Regions from separate parts of the Homo sapiens genome. Here regions 2, 3, 4 and 5 are each linked to region 1. Evidence: chromatin contacts called from ENCODE Hi-C or POLR2A ChIA-PET data. All regions are on one chromosome and are shown on one strand. The core of a region is the stretch at or near the end of the contact, and the rest is flanking DNA. Distances in the headings are between cores, read along the strand shown. Region 1 holds the start of HLCS-AS1 (HLCS antisense RNA 1). Region 2 holds the start of SETD4 (SET domain containing 4). Region 3 holds the start of CBR3-AS1 (CBR3 antisense RNA 1). Region 4 holds the start of MORC3 (MORC family CW-type zinc finger 3). Region 5 holds the start of CLDN14-AS1 (CLDN14 antisense RNA 1).

Region 1 (2,804 bases), core at 206-2,705:
TAGTGTCAGTTATGTGGAGGTGGTACTAGTTATTTGCATAACTAGTACCTTGGGGGACCTGAGAAAACAGTCATTCATATTCAGTGTGACATAATACATATATGGTACTAACAAGAAAGAGTATTTTTTATTTGCTAGTGGCACAATTTCAACCCATATCTAAGCACAGCCTCCAGGCAATGTTCAAACCTGAGATAAGATTCAATTCCCCACAGGGGCTTTACGGTGTGACATATGCAGAAAACGTCATTTTAGTGCTAAAAGTGAGGCAATATTCCAGAAAACAGAGGAAAGGGACAAGAAACAGATTAAAAGCAAAACACGTTTAAATATTAATGAGAACAATGCTACCGATGTCCATGAAATTTTGTGCAGTACTGCACTGTGAAGCTAAGCCCATTTCCAAAAACAGCTGAATGGAAAGATCTATTGTTCCCTTTACAGCAAGGCAGCAGACTTTTTACAGAGATTAATTGACTGGCCCAAGTCACAAGGTAGGTGACAGAGTGGGCTGAACACGTAACCACCATCCTAAGCACTGGGTCAAAAAAAACAAAGGCTGACTGTCAACTGAAATTTAAAAGACGCAAAGACCATCAGTCGGGTGCCCAAGTTGGTGAATGATGCAACCAACTGACAGAAGATGGAGAGGGAAAAGGGCAGTTTTTGTAAATTTGGGGACATCTGACAAAAAGCTGATGACACAGGTGGGAGTTTTTTGTTTGGGATTTTTTTTTTTTTTTCTTAAGACAGGGTCTTGCTTTGTCACCCAGACTGGAGTGCAATGGCTCAATCATAGCTCACTGTAGCTTCAAACTCCGGGGCTCAAGTGAACCTCCCGGGATCAAGTGACCCTCCCGCCTCACCCTCCAGAGTAGCTGGGACTACAGGCGCGTGCCACCACGCCGACCTAAGTGTTTTTTTTGTTTTGTTTTTTGTAGAGAGGGGTCTAGCTATGTTGCCCAGGCTGGTCTCCATCTCCTGGGCTCAAAGCTGTCCTTCCTCCTAGGCCTCCCAGAGTGCAGGGATTACAGGCATAAGCCACCGCTCCCGGCCCGCCACAGCTGTCTCTCCTGGTTCACGGTCACCCAAACGCCGGCTCGAAGTGTGGGAGAGGAGGTTGGGGGCGACCCCAGGTGGGCACTGCTGGCGTCCGGCTGTCAATCCACAGCTCACGTCCTCACAGGTGCGCGCCTAGAGTCACGCGTCCAGCACCGCCCGGCTGGCCGGGAAGAGGCGACCGGGTCCGTGGTCCGAGTCCCGCACCTCCGGCCTCTCTCTGGGCCCCGGGGCAACAGCCCCTCCCGGGCCGCACAGGCCGCACTGAGGGCGCCACTCCGGGGCTCCCGAACTCCCGGGCTCCCGGCGGGGACGAGGCGCAGGGACGGGGGCACTTCCGGCTCGCGGGGCCCGGGTCGCCCGCCCGCCCGACCCGCCCACCTGGCTGTCGCTGACGCAGAAGACGCGGCCGCCACGGCTCAGGCACACGCGGGCGCCCGGGGGCTGCGCGGCCGCGCCGCAGAAGGTGAAGGAACAGCGCGAGGCACGCAGCCGCCGCACCGTGGCGCGCACGAGCTCAGCCGGCCGGCGACCCCAGCGCGCCCACAGGTACAGGTAGCACAGCGTGATGAGCATGGCCGCGCCGCCGGCAGGGCGAGCCCGCCTTGCCCGCCCGCCCCAGCGCCCCAGGCCCGGCCCCGCCCCGGCCGGAAGGGCCGCGCCGCCCCCCCGGGCCAGGCGGCGCGGGGGTGGGGACGGCGGGGGAGGCGGGGACCCGGAAGGTGACGCGGGCAACTGGAGGCTGCGGCGGGAGGGGCGGGGGGGGGTGAGGCCGCGCCCGGCTGTGTGATGGGGAGCTCCGGAGGCCGCGCCCAGGGCTGGTGGCGGCGGCGAGGGGCAGCGCTGGGGCGGGGGGTGTGCACCGGGGTCAGGGGACGCCGGGGCTGCACCCGGAGAGGGGGCTCGAGGGAGTGGAGGCCGGGGTGCGGGGCCGCGCCAGGGCTGAGGAGTGGGATGGGTATGTTGTGGATGCGGGGGAGGGGAGGCTCCAGTGGCTGCCCGACCTGTTTAAGCCAAGTCCGGCCTCCCTTCCTTGGAGGGGTGGGAGGCGGATTGAGGAGGGGGCTCTGCCTATGTTCATAGCTGCCAAGGCCAACCTTTACTAACCAGCAGCACACCGGGAGTCCCAGAGCGCTCCACAGCCGCTACCCAGTCGACTTGGGAAAATAAGATAAGGCCGTTTTTATTAAATTATACTAAGCCTTCATGCAAAAGATTTTAAGGTCAATCACATACATTCACGGGATGCAATAATGTTTTTTTAAATAAGGACAGGAAACAGAAATTGAAGACAGATAAGCACCAAGAAGGCTGCCTCTAAAAAGGCTGTGCCAGGAAGGCTCCCTATGGTGTTCTTGCTACATGTGGGTCAACAGTTTGACTGTAAGCATCCTAACACCAGTGGGAAAAGGAAAACATCACCATGATTTGGTGTTCTTGTCTCCAAGGGAAGCATAATTAGTCCTGACACAGAGGCTTCTCCCATAGAACCTCATTTCTTTAAAAGGCATTATGTAAAGAACGTGTTCTGAACAGCTGCGAAGCACAGCAAAGAATTCCATCCAGTGGCTTCCTATTCTGGCCCTCGCTGAAAATAGGTGGCAAGATGCAGCAAAAGCAATCATGTACACCACGTCCATGTCTTAATCTAAGGATAGTTTTTGTTTGTTTGTTTTTGAGACAGTCTCTCTCTGTCACCCAGGCTGGAGTGCAGTGGTGCAATCTCGGCTCACTGCAAGCTCTGC
Region 2 (2,804 bases), core at 115-2,614, 910 kb before region 1:
CTAAAACAGTTTTATCTTGCAGACCTAGTGACTACAGCTTAATCTACTAAAAATACAAAAAATAGCTAGGCGTGGTGGCACACGCCTGTAATCCCAGCTACTTGGGAGGCTGAGGCAGGAGAATCGCTTGAACCTGGGAGGCGGAGGTTGCAGTGAGCCGAGATCGCGCTACTGCACTCCAGCCTGGGCGACAGAGCGAGGCTCCGTCTCAAAAAAATAAAAAAATAAATACATAAATAAAAATAAAATAATGGCTGGGTACAGTGGCTCACGCCTGTAAAACCAGCACTTTGGGAGCCCGAGGCGGGCTGAGGTCAGGAGTTCAAGACCAGCCTGGCCAACATGGTGAAACCCCGTCTCTACTAAAAATACAAAAATCAGCCGGGCGTGGTGGCAGGCACCTGTAATACCAGCTACTGGGGAGGCTGAGGCAGGAGAATCGCTTGATCTCAGGAGGCGGAAGCTGCAGCTAGACGAGATCACGCCACTGCACTCCAACCTGGGCGACAGAGCGAGACTCTGTCACAAAAAATAAATTAAAAAAATAAAAATAAAAAATAAATCTACTTCTAAAACATACGAGGGCAGAAATGAGCAAGAGACAAGAACTCCAGGCAATATTAATACCGCACTTCCGCAGTATAAGGTTCATTATTTGACCTAACGAAAGTCGGCATGTCCAGCTCCAGAGGCGAACGGCGGCTGGTTCGGTGCGGGTCCCAGCGCTCAGTCCACAGACCGCGCCGGGAAGTGTCCCCAAGACTCCCGGGCCCTCGCGCGAGCTGTCCACCATCACCCTGCTGAGGACCACGTGAAGCCCGGTGACCGCCACAGACACAGGCACCGTCCCCGCCCCCATAGTCCTCAAACTCTAGCCGTGAGGCCGTCCTACGGTCCGACACACACCGCTCCCGCAGCCATAGGCCAGCCAGGCGAGCATCGGACCTCGGGCCTCAGGCTCCTCAGCTTTACGCAGCGCGCCGGAGCAACATGCGCTAAGTGTAGGACTCCACAAGATGAGAGGTTACTGCAGCGCACACGATAATGCCTGCCCTGGAGGGGACCTGCGACCTAAACTCAGTTCTTTTTACGCTGATGAATGAAAGACTAAGGAACGCACCCCGCCGACTCTGCTCCCGTTACCCGGGCAACTGGAGGCCCGACCCGGAAGTCCTACTAGCTCACCTAGGCGCCGGCGGCCGCTTCCAAGATGGAGGCTGCAGTGGGCGGGCCCAAGGCACGTGGAAATACCAAACAGCCCCAGATGAAGGCAAGTTAAAGGAACCGGCCAAAACTGCAGAGGGAGAGGCTGAAGGCTGTCGCGCCTGCCTGGTGTCCTTAAGCAATCCAAGTCCTCAGTCTCCCGGGTCCGCCCCTTCCGCCGCGGGCGGCAGCTTCCGGCTCGCGCATGCGCAGTGTTCGCGGACTCGCCGCCAACGCCCAGTACAGTCGGGGACGAGGTCGGCACACCCACAGCCCCATAACCCCTACGTCGAGTCAGGGGTCAGAAAACCCAGTAACCCGCAGGCGAGCAAGCTGCGCACTGAAAAGCCGGCCTGCGGAGTCTTTCCTTACGAAGTTAAACCACCTAGGGCGCGCGGCCCTGTTCGCCCAGACCTCGGGCTTTCCTGCCAGGCTGGGTTTGCCGGGTCGAGTCACTTTGCTCGCCAATCCCCGCCCCCATTCCACCGTTTCATTCTGGCCCCAGGACCCGCCTCACAGGAAAATTCTAAATAATATATCTAAATACCCCTTCTTCCAATAGCGGGAGCTCGATTTCTGCCCCACCCACCCCCACTTTGATTATGGGCTATGCCTAGTAACTTGATTCCAAAGAGTACAGCCTGGAATGGTGTTGGGGACTACAGTGGAGAAACCTGGCAAACAGTACCTTACCGGGTGGTCAAGGATAACATCAGGAAGAAATCATGCTGATAGCATGTTCCTGTGGTGTCTCTCTCCAAAACCCTTCTATGGAAATCTTCTATGGGGGAAAAAAAATTAGTACTCCTAAACATGTTTTCTGTCATGAAAAACAAGTACAGTTGTCCCTTAGTGTCCGTGGGGGAATGGTTCCAGGACCCTGCGGATACCAGAATTAGAATGCTCAAGTCCCTTGTATACAATGGTGTAAACCTAAGTAACAAAAGAGGCTCCCTAAAAGAAAATGAGATTTATCTGGGAGTAGCATTGCAATGGGAATATGCATGCCATAGTAAACTGTGTGCGTTTTGGGGGAGGTTGAGGCAAGGAGATGTTTTTAAAAGGAAAATGAAGATTATATGAATTGCTTTAAATCAATTATCTTTGGCTAAAAGAATGAATAACAAAGGTAGCATCAGTCCAAAGTTGCTGGACAGATGTCCTTGCAGAAGGATTTTCTGTGTTTAAGATTGGGCCTTTCTGCAAGGTTAGGGTCTTTTGTGACAATTCTTGTTATGAGGCGTAGTGCATGAGAACCCTTCCTTCAAGGCCTTCCCCAGCTGCATTTATCAGGGTTTTGACACAAGTGACTCCATTTTGATTCTGCAACTTTCACAATGGTGTAATATTTGCATATAACCTATGCACATCCTCCCATATACTTTAAATCATCTCTAGATTACTTATAACATCTAATACAATGTAAATACTATGTAAATAGTGAAGGGGTGGCCTGCCGCTCCACACCTGTGGGTGTTTCTCATCGGGTGGGATGAGAGACTGAGAAAAAAAAGAGACACAGAGGCAAAGTATAGAGAAAGAAAAGTGGGCCCAGTGGACCGGCGCTCAGCATACGGAGCACAAATCCTATTTAAACTACA
Region 3 (2,804 bases), core at 130-2,629, 810 kb before region 1:
ATGAATACAAGGCACAGATTGTATGTGCATGGTGGCTTTGGCACAAACAGACTACTTCTTTTTTCAATGTTAAGTGTAAAGCAGTTCTTTCATCTCTGTTCAGTGCAGTGTTGAGTGTGACTAGGATTTGAAGAACCTAAAAAAAAAAAAAACTCACCTGCTTGCCATCTTCTTGTTTTTTTTTTGTTGTTTTTTGGTTTTTGCTGGTTTTGTTTGCTGCTTTTGTAAAACCAGTTTATCATATTCTCATTAGGAAATCAATTTTCATGAAATTAATTTTTTTTCCTGCTAACTATGGCTCAATCTTTTCGTTTCTCTCTGCTTCTATCTTAAGACCATTCCTCAAATTGACCATGAGAGGATTTACATCTGGGGCACTTGGTATATGCCAAATGGAGACAAAATCAGAATCAGCAGCCTGGCTGGGCCACAGGTCCAGCATCCCAAGCTATTAAAATATTCTTAGTGTTTCCAGGGAAGTGATAGATCCACTTTGGAAGCTGATAATATACCCCTCCCCTAGAAACATGCATATACACAAAGTGTTCTAAACAACTTCCAGGTGCTCATGACCTCCCCCACCTCCCAAGCTCATTGACCACTGCCTCGCCTTCACGAACTCCAGACCTGGTCTGAACATTTCTAAAGGACGCTCGGGAGTTAAAAGGAGCGAGGCCACTGCAGAAATGACAGCCTTCATCCACAAGTGGCCCACTTCGGGTTGGCTGGAGCCACAGCTGGGTGGGGACAGGGCCTGTGCTCAGGTGAGCACTGCCTACCGCGCACCCTCCAGGTGCGTCCTACCCTGAAGCGGTCGGACTGGACCGTCTAGGTCCCAGCGCTCGAGAGGATGGCAGGCAGGGGCTGGTGATTGTCTGGAGATATGAATGCTTTCTAAGGTTGACGTCAAGGTCTCCTTCCTGAGCCACAGTCCACGTGATAAGCTCTGTCCAGGTAGAAATGATCTCACCTCTCCTGTCGCCCAGGGTCGGAAACCTGAGGCCCGTGCGGGCTGGGGCAACTTAGCAGGGGTCCCAAGCCCGCCGCGCCCCCTGCGCCCCAAACGTGTGTGGAGGGCTTGGACGTGGTCCAGAGGGAAAAGATGGGGTGAACCAGGTGCCGCGCACCCTTCGAGGAGCCCCCGCTTCTCCGTTTCTGTGAGTGACTCCAAAGCACCTCCGAGGGCCGACACACGCGCGGACGACCTTGGGCGGGCACTGACCAATGTCCCCTTCCACTCGGTTGTGTCGGGGGTCCCCAGGTGAGGCGCGAACGCCGCCCCGCTCACCTGTACGAGGCCTTTCCCGGAGCAGCCCGGCTACGAAGCGACACCCATGGCGGAGAAGCTAAGGAAGACTCCCGCTCCCTCACACCGCGGCTGAGGCGACTGAACCGCCCCAGTACGCCGGGGCCCTCCCCAAGCCCTGCTCCCAAGCCGAAGCCCCGCCCCCGCGTCTAAGGCCCACCTCCAGGCCCCGCCCCTGACCCCGACTCCGTGAGTCAAGCCTGGCCTTTCAGTCCAGCCCAGCCCGTCGAGGCCCCGCCCCTGTTGTTATGGCCCGCCTCCAGGCACCGCCCTTGATCCCACCTTCATGAGTCAGGCCCCGCCTTCCAGCCTAGCCCGGCCAGCCGAGGCCCCGCCCCTGTAGGGACAGCCCACTTCCAGGCCCCGCCCTTGATCCCGCCTCCTTCGGTCAGGCCCCGTCTTCTAGTTCCGCCCCGCCCGCGGAAACCCCGCCCCCGCGCGCCTATGGCCCACCTCCAGGTCCCGCCCCTGAGCCCGCCTCCAGGCGTCCAGCCCCGCCTTCCAGCCCCGCCCCAAGCGCCGAGGCCCGGCTTCCAGGCTCCGCCCCGACCCGCGCGGTGGGGAAGAGCCGCTGCCGCTGGTTCTCCGGCTCTTCCTCGGCGGTTCTGGCTCCCGGCCGCGCCGCAGCCCTGCCCAGTCTCTCTCCCCCAGCCCGGAGGGCTCCTCCGCGCCGCACGTGAGCGCGCCCGCCAACAGGGCCACTGCCGCGGTAAGTCGTGCCTGCGCCCTGTCCGGCGTCCAGTCCTCAGCCGCTGGGCGAAGCCGGAGGAGCCGGGCATCTCCTCCCCGCCGGCCCGCGGGTCCTTCTCCGGGTCCAGAGGGCTTGGGCGGCGCCGTGGGGCGGCCCGGGGTGCAGGTGGCTTACCGGCGCGCGGCCCGGGCCTGCGGCGCGCTCTGCTGCAGTGCGGGGGCGGAGAGCTCGGGGCCGGAGACCGGGAGGGCAGCGGGGAGACTGGGTGGGGTCCCCTAGGGTTACCCGACCCTGGCGCGGAGGATATGATGCCGGCCACGCCCTCGCCGAGCGGGGCGGCAGGTGCAGGTCCAGGGGTGGGTCGCGGCCCGCGCGCCCTCCCGGGGCCGGCCCACGAAGAGACGCTCAGCCTTTGTTTGCTGGTGCCCTGGCTGGGGAGGAGGCTGGGGACGCAGACCTGTGAGAACTAAGGGCTTTCCTCGTTGGGGAAGACCCCAGTCTTCCAGCCAGTCCCCAGGAGAAGGGATCCGGGCCGCAGTGCGCGCTCTGCCAGCCTGGCCCCTGCGCCCTGCAGGGTTCCCGGCTGCTCGCGGGGACTGTTACCCGCAGTGTTGCCTTACACTCGCGACTGCAGCCCCACAATTGGGAAGACTTTGCTAGGATTTTTTTGGTAAGGCGAGGGAAGACCGTCCCCCCGGCCCCACAAGTCTGCTGCCATTAGGTGGCTTAAATTTTTTCCAGTACAATTTAATTGCCACTTTGAAAGACCACATTCAAAACAGTGTGTCCCAGAGTTGATTAAGCCCA
Region 4 (2,804 bases), core at 210-2,709, 650 kb before region 1:
TCACCGCAACCTCCACCTCCTGGGTTCAAGTGATTCTCCTGCCTCAGCCTCTCCAGTAGCTGGGATTACGGGCATGTGCCACCACACCCGGCTAATTTTGTATTTTTAGTAGAGATGGGGTTTCGCCATGTTGGTCAGGCTGGTCTCAAACACCCGACCTCAAGTGATCTGCCCGCCTTAGCCTCCCAAGGTGCTGGGATTACAGGTGTGAGCCACCACGCCCTGCCAGCTAATTCAATTTTTTTTTTGTAAAGATGAGGTCTCCTCGTGTTGCCCAGGCTCGTCTCGAACTCCTGGGTTCAAGAGACCCTCGCAATGTAGCCTCTCAAAGTGCTGAGATTACAGACATGAGCCACTGCACCCAGCCAATTTCTCTTTCTAAAAATAATTAATTTTTTTGAGACAGTCTCACTCTGTCGCCCAGGCTGGAGTACAGTGGCGCGATCTGGGCTCACTGCAACCTCCTTGTCCTGGGTTCACCCACTTCTCCTGCCTCAGCCCCCCGAGTAGCTGGGATTACAGGCGCCCACTAATATGCCCAGCTAATTTTTGTATTTTTAGTAGAGATGGGGTTTCACCATGTTGGCCAGGCTGGTCTTGAACCCCTATCAAGTGAACCCCCAACCTCGACCTCCCAATGTGTTGGGATTATAGGCATGAGCCACTGCACCGGCCTTATGCCTTTAGGACTCTTATTTATTTATTTTGAGACGGAGTTTCACTCTTGTTGCCCAGGGTGGAGTGCAATGGCGCAATCTCGGCTCATTGCAACCTCCGCCTCCTGGGTTCAAGCATTCTCCTGCTTCAGCCTTCCGAGTAGCTGGGATTACAGGCATGTACCACCACGCCCGGCTAATTTTGTATTTTTAGTAGAGATGGGATTTCTCCATGTTGGTCAGGCTGGTCTCGAACTCCCGAAGTCAGGTGATCCGCCCGCCCACCTCGGCCTCCCAAAGTGCTGGGATTACAAGCGTGAGCTACCGCGCCCGGCCCCAGAACTCTTTTTTTTTTTTTTAAATCATGAGTTAGATTGATAGTTTTCAGGGCAAATCCAAACAGTCTACATTAATTTCCGTCTTTATTTCGTTAAGGTTTCACATGGACACTGGTGGATATGGAATGGCTTTTTTCTGCGCAATTCACATCCGACCAGGTCAAGTGACTGGAGTTCACCGGTCTCGGGTATACCGCATCTCGCGCCAGGCTTCAAACTCTAGATCCCCGAGTCTCGAGCTCCAGCTGGGTGTCGAGACGGGTACGGGCCGGCCGCGCCTCGCGCATGCGCCCTAGGCCCGCAGGGCCCCGCGCTGGAAGCTCAGCTCCCACTGTACCCTGCTTTAACCAGTCAGGCAATTCATCTTCCCCAAGCTCCCAATTCGGCATTGCCTGGAGGCGGAAGTGGGTGGGAGGGGCCAGACGTGCGCCCCTCCCCGGAAGTGGGCGGTACCCATAGGGCTCCACAGTCGTTCCGCCACCTCCCAGTCGGGTTGCGGCGGAGGCCGTTCCTGGCTTTGTAGCTCGCTCAAGATGGCGGCGCAGCCACCCCGCGGGATACGCCTCAGCGCGGTGAGCAGCCGCGAGGGGTGGAGCGGGCCGTGTCCCAGGAGGGCGGGCGGGCAAGCGAAGGGGGGCCGGCAGTGGGCGGTGGCGGCTTGTGGGGCCGACGCGGCGGCGGGGGCTGCGGCGGGGCCCGGGGAGGGGGCGGCCATCTCGCTCCCGTCGGCGGAACAGCTCGGCTGCGGGCCGGGCTGCGTTCCGTCGCCTCTGCATTGTGTTTCTGTTTTGCTTCGGGGCGGGCCAGGGTCGCGGCTCCTCCTCCCAGCTCCCTCCTAGTCTCCCAGCAGCTGTCGTCCGCGGGCGAGGCCTCGGCGGGAGATCGGTCTGCTCTCGGGGCCGCGGGGCCCCTGACCCTCTTCTGTCCGCTGGGCGTCGTGGTGGGAGGGAGCGGGTTCCGCGTCCAGAAACGCCGGCGGCCTCGACGTCCCGGGGGCGGGGGGACGGGGCTGCGGGCCTGCCTGCGGGCGAGTGGAGTCAGGATGAGTGTGCCTGATGCCTGTCAGTGCCTGCAGCTTCCTTGGCAGTGGAAGCCTTGGGGCCCAGACCCTAGATCGCTGAGCTCGAGCTCTCCTCTTTATCCCGCGTTGCGTCTGTTTTGGGGCGTTTCGAGTTCTTGGAAACCCTGTGAACATTTCTTGTATCTTAAATCGTAGGGAGCGGTCACACAAGATAACTTGAAATCTCACGTCCAGGAAATGTGGGCGTGGCTTCCCCACCTGATTATCCTAAAAAACTTTTCTACCTTGTGAGCGCAGTTGATGTTATGCTGAAATGTTCCTCTTTTCTGGAGGTTGTTGACTTTTGCCAAAGAATGACTGCCCTAGTGCCACTAATTTTAACATTCGAATGGGTAGTGACTCCTTGGGGTACAAACACGTAGTGAATAATTGGTGCATTGCTCTGGGACTTTCATTCGTTTAGGCAGATTCTAACACCTGGTTTTGACGGACTTTAAATTTTTTCTAGTCCGATATTTGTGAAATGATATTTGCTTTTACTTGCGTTTCCTTGACTGTTTGTGTTGTTGAGCTCTTCGCATGTATTAGTCTTTGTGGTTTTTTGTTTTGTTTTTTTGAATTGCCTATTCATATCCTTTGACCATTTTCTGTTTTTCTTTTGGGAGGATCTTTATTGATTTGTAAGAGTTCTTTACGTATTCTGGATAAAGGTCCATCCTTTCGTTATGTAACTAGCTTATTGAGTGAGCTAGGCTTTAGTAGTTTGAAAATAGAGGACAATTTTATTCT
Region 5 (2,804 bases), core at 229-2,728, 540 kb before region 1:
CAGACACTCGTGTGGCTGGAGCTTTGTGCGGCAGCAGGCAGAGAGTGTGTGCTGAGGACAGACGGGAGTCGAGTGTATTCACAGCACACAGGGGACTCCTCATCTGCATTTTAGAAAGAGCTCTCTGGATGCCATGTGGGCAATGAACTGTGGACAGAATCCTAGCCAGGCAGTGACTGCAATAGTCCAGACAGCGGGGACGGACCTGGGCCAGATGCTGGCTTGCAGGGTGGAGGGATAGGCGCATTTGAGGGGTGTTTTGGAGCTCAAGATGGCAGTCATGACTTTGCTGATGATGTGAAATTTTAGGACTGTGTTATTGGAGAGGCCTTAGAGATTTGAATTTTACAGCCAGAAGCAGCCAACCCAGTGGGATTGCCCATGTCTGCCCAGTTTCCCTGAACTCCCCTTCTGGGTGAAGAAGGGACGGCGGCCTGGGAAGGGTAGGTGCTTGTGTTGATCTGTCCAAGGAGCAGACACCAAATTCGCTTTCAAGGAAGTGGAGCCCAGGGCTGGGCTATTTTCCTCTTTTCCACAAGGGACACTTTTCACATAACCCACCCTCCTTCCAACACAGGGATACCGTTCACTCCATCGTGCTTCGTCTCACTCAGCCTCAGCTTGAAGCCCTCTGGCAACGGGGAGCTCATCACTTTGTGAGCTCAGCCCTAGACACTTTTCCCAGTCAGCCCTAGGCAGGCACCTCCTCCACATGTGGAATCAAAACCCAGCTCTTTGGTCAGGCGCGGTGGCGCACGCCTGTAATCCCAGCACTTTGGGGGGCCAGGGCAGGCAGACTGCTTGAGCCCAGGAGTTCAAGACCAGCCTGGACAACATGGTGAAACCCTGTCTCTACAAATTACAAAAAATTAGCCAGATGTGGTGGCACGTGCCTGTAGTCCCAGCTTCTCAGGAGGCTAAGGTGGGAGGATCATCTGAGCCCAGCGAGGTTGAGGCTGCAGTGAGCCGAGATCGCACCACTGTGCTGCAGCCTGGGCAACAGAGTGAGAACAAAACCCCAGCTCTAGGTGTGCCCTCGGCCCCTCCAGGCAGCCTGTGTCCTCTCCCCAGGATTTAAGATCATGCCGCTCTTGTTTTGGGCTTTTTCAGGACAGTTAACTCTTAGGAAGAAGGGACCTCCAAACCTCTAAGTCGCCAAACCACCGCACCGCCCTGGGTGGAAGAAACCGCTTCGGCAGCAGAGGAAACAGCAGCTTCGCAGAGCAGCCTGGCCCGAGTGGCTACACCGGGTCTGTCTGGTCTCAGCTCTGGCCTCTGAGTCATTAGCGTTGTTTTCTTCTGAGGCCAGGGCTTCAGATTAGTCAGGGGCTCCTGTTTCCTGGCTGATAAAGCAGGTGGAAGAAACACAATCTGGCCGCCTAGAGGCTGCGTGAAGCTCGTGACCCTGCGGGGTGACTAACGGAGCTCAGCTGGGTGGGACCAGAAACCACGTCTGGGCACTCCTGAGTCACAGGCTCAGAAGCTTTCGCCTCCGCCTTCAGACTGGCCCTCAGGCTTCCCTGCTCAGAGGCAGGGAATTGTGCAGCTGGAGTTTCATTTTCCAAGGTAACGTAGGGTTTTTATACTGTGCTAAATGAGAGAATGGGAAATGGAGCCTGGGTTGAGATGCCCACAGTGTAACACAAGCCTGCGGCGGGGGAGTCGGTTTCTCTGGGCGAGTACTTTTTTTTTTTTTTCTTTGAGACATAGTCTCACTCTTTCGCCCAGGCTCCAGTGCAGTGGTACCATCTCGGCTCGCTGCAGCCTCGACAGCCCGGGCTCAAGCAATCCTCCCACCTCAGCCCCACAAATAGCTGGGACTACAGGCATGTGCCACTACACCTGGCTAATTTTTGTATTTTTTGTAGAGATGGGGTTTCACTGTGTTGCTGGATCAAATGCTGTAAAGGGTTGAATTATGTACTCCCAAAAAGATACTTGAAGTCCTAACCACCAGTACCTCAGCATGTAATGTTATTTGGAAATAAGGAGGGTCTTTACAGATGTAATCAACTTAAAATGTCACACCCTAAAGCAGTATGACTTGTGTCCTTCTAAAACAGGGAGATGTGGACACACGTAGACATGTATGGAGGGAGGATGTTGTGGACACCCAGGGAGAAGGTGGCACCAACAAGCCAGGTACGCCAAAAGCTGGGAGAGCCTGGAACAGATCCTTCCCTTGTGGAAGGAGCCAACTCAGCCAAGACCTTGATATCGGTTTTGTTTTGTTTTGTTTCTCAAGACGGAGTCTGGCTCTGTTGCCCATGCTGGAGTGCAATGGTGTGATCTCATCTCACTGCAACCTCCACCCTCCAGGTTCAAGCAATTCTCCTGCCTCAGCCTTCTGAGTAGCTGGGATTACAGGCACCTGCCACCACACCTGGGTAGTTTTTTGTATTTTTAGTAGAGACAGGGTTTCACCATGTTGGCCAGGCTGGTCTCCAACTCCTGACCTCAAGTGATCTGCCTGCCTTGGCCTCCCAAAGTGGTGGGATTACAGGCATGATCCATTGTGCCTGCCAAGACCTTGATTTTGGACTTCCCACCTGCAGAACTGGGAGACAGCATGTTTCTTTGTCTAAGCCACTAAGTTTGTGGTGCTTTGTTACGGCAGTCCTAAGAAACCAATTCTGTTTAGGATTTTGAGGAACTGCCAAATCACTTCCCTCCACAGCTGCACCACTTTCATTCCCACCAACAATGTAAGAGGCCACCAATTTCTCCACATCCCCGTCAAAACCTGCTATTTTCCATTTATTTATTTATTTATATTTTGAGTCGGCATCTTGCTCTGTCGCCCA

The links. Hi-C counts contacts between places; a loop is a spot of excess contacts on that map. ChIA-PET counts read pairs that join two places held with the same protein, here RNA polymerase II (POLR2A). Pooled maps may share reads with other maps.
Region 2: a loop to region 1 is called in a map of CD8-positive, alpha-beta T cell, with 8 times the contacts of the local background. The contact joins the promoter of SETD4 here to the promoter of HLCS-AS1 in region 1. A Hi-C loop is called at or near these places in 2 of 168 maps with a recorded cell type or tissue (CD4-positive, alpha-beta T cell and CD8-positive, alpha-beta T cell) and 6 of 50 pooled maps. POLR2A ChIA-PET finds 5 or more read pairs at or near these places in 2 of 52 experiments (MCF 10A and activated naive CD8-positive, alpha-beta T cell).
Region 3: a loop to region 1 is called in a pooled map, with 9 times the contacts of the local background. The contact joins the promoter of CBR3-AS1 here to the promoter of HLCS-AS1 in region 1. A Hi-C loop is called at or near these places in 3 of 37 single-sample maps with no recorded cell type and 11 of 50 pooled maps. POLR2A ChIA-PET finds 5 or more read pairs at or near these places in 2 of 52 experiments (OCI-LY7 and PC-3).
Region 4: a loop to region 1 is called in a pooled map, with 26 times the contacts of the local background. The contact joins the promoter of MORC3 here to the promoter of HLCS-AS1 in region 1. A Hi-C loop is called at or near these places in 10 of 50 pooled maps. POLR2A ChIA-PET finds 5 or more read pairs at or near these places in 3 of 52 experiments (Caco-2, PC-9 and naive thymus-derived CD4-positive, alpha-beta T cell).
Region 5: a pooled map shows a loop between it and region 1 (4-fold over the local background). The contact joins the promoter of CLDN14-AS1 here to the promoter of HLCS-AS1 in region 1. A Hi-C loop is called at or near these places in 5 of 50 pooled maps. POLR2A ChIA-PET finds 5 or more read pairs at or near these places in 2 of 52 experiments (Panc1 and activated T-cell).

Annotation. Positions count from the first base shown.
Region 1 is chr21:36,965,004-36,967,807 of GRCh38, forward strand. It overlaps HLCS-AS1 (HLCS antisense RNA 1), which reads left to right and starts at 1,456. Exons shown (of 4, transcript NR_186434.1): 1 at 1,456-1,608. It overlaps HLCS (holocarboxylase synthetase), which reads right to left and starts at 1,666. Exons shown (of 11, transcript NM_001352514.2): 1 at 1,441-1,666. The coding sequence starts at 1,635. RefSeq lists an enhancer at 1,019-1,068 and silencers at 1,128-1,458, 1,179-1,508, 1,579-2,048.
Region 2 is chr21:36,059,162-36,061,965 of GRCh38, forward strand. It overlaps SETD4 (SET domain containing 4), which reads right to left and starts at 1,365. Exons shown (of 12, transcript NM_017438.5): 1 at 1,186-1,365. SETD4-AS1 (SETD4 antisense RNA 1) reads left to right here and starts at 1,443. Exons shown (of 3, transcript NR_186380.1): 1 at 1,443-1,460. RefSeq lists enhancers at 1,138-1,287, 1,318-1,367.
Region 3 is chr21:36,154,929-36,157,732 of GRCh38, forward strand. CBR3-AS1 (CBR3 antisense RNA 1) reads right to left here and starts at 1,380. Exons shown (of 3, transcript NR_038893.1): 1 at 1,289-1,380. DOP1B (DOP1 leucine zipper like protein B) reads left to right here and starts at 1,896. Exons shown (of 37, transcript NM_001320714.2): 1 at 1,896-2,015. RefSeq lists enhancers at 422-1,089, 1,090-1,756, 1,141-1,190, 1,271-1,330 and silencers at 1,511-2,060, 2,091-2,390.
Region 4 is chr21:36,318,738-36,321,541 of GRCh38, forward strand. MORC3 (MORC family CW-type zinc finger 3) reads left to right here and starts at 1,460. Exons shown (of 17, transcript NM_015358.3): 1 at 1,460-1,566. The coding sequence starts at 1,528. RefSeq lists a silencer at 1,584-2,043.
Region 5 is chr21:36,428,847-36,431,650 of GRCh38, forward strand. CLDN14-AS1 (CLDN14 antisense RNA 1) reads left to right here and starts at 1,479. Exons shown (of 3, transcript NR_183530.1): 1 at 1,479-1,566. RefSeq lists enhancers at 1,318-2,193, 1,480-1,539.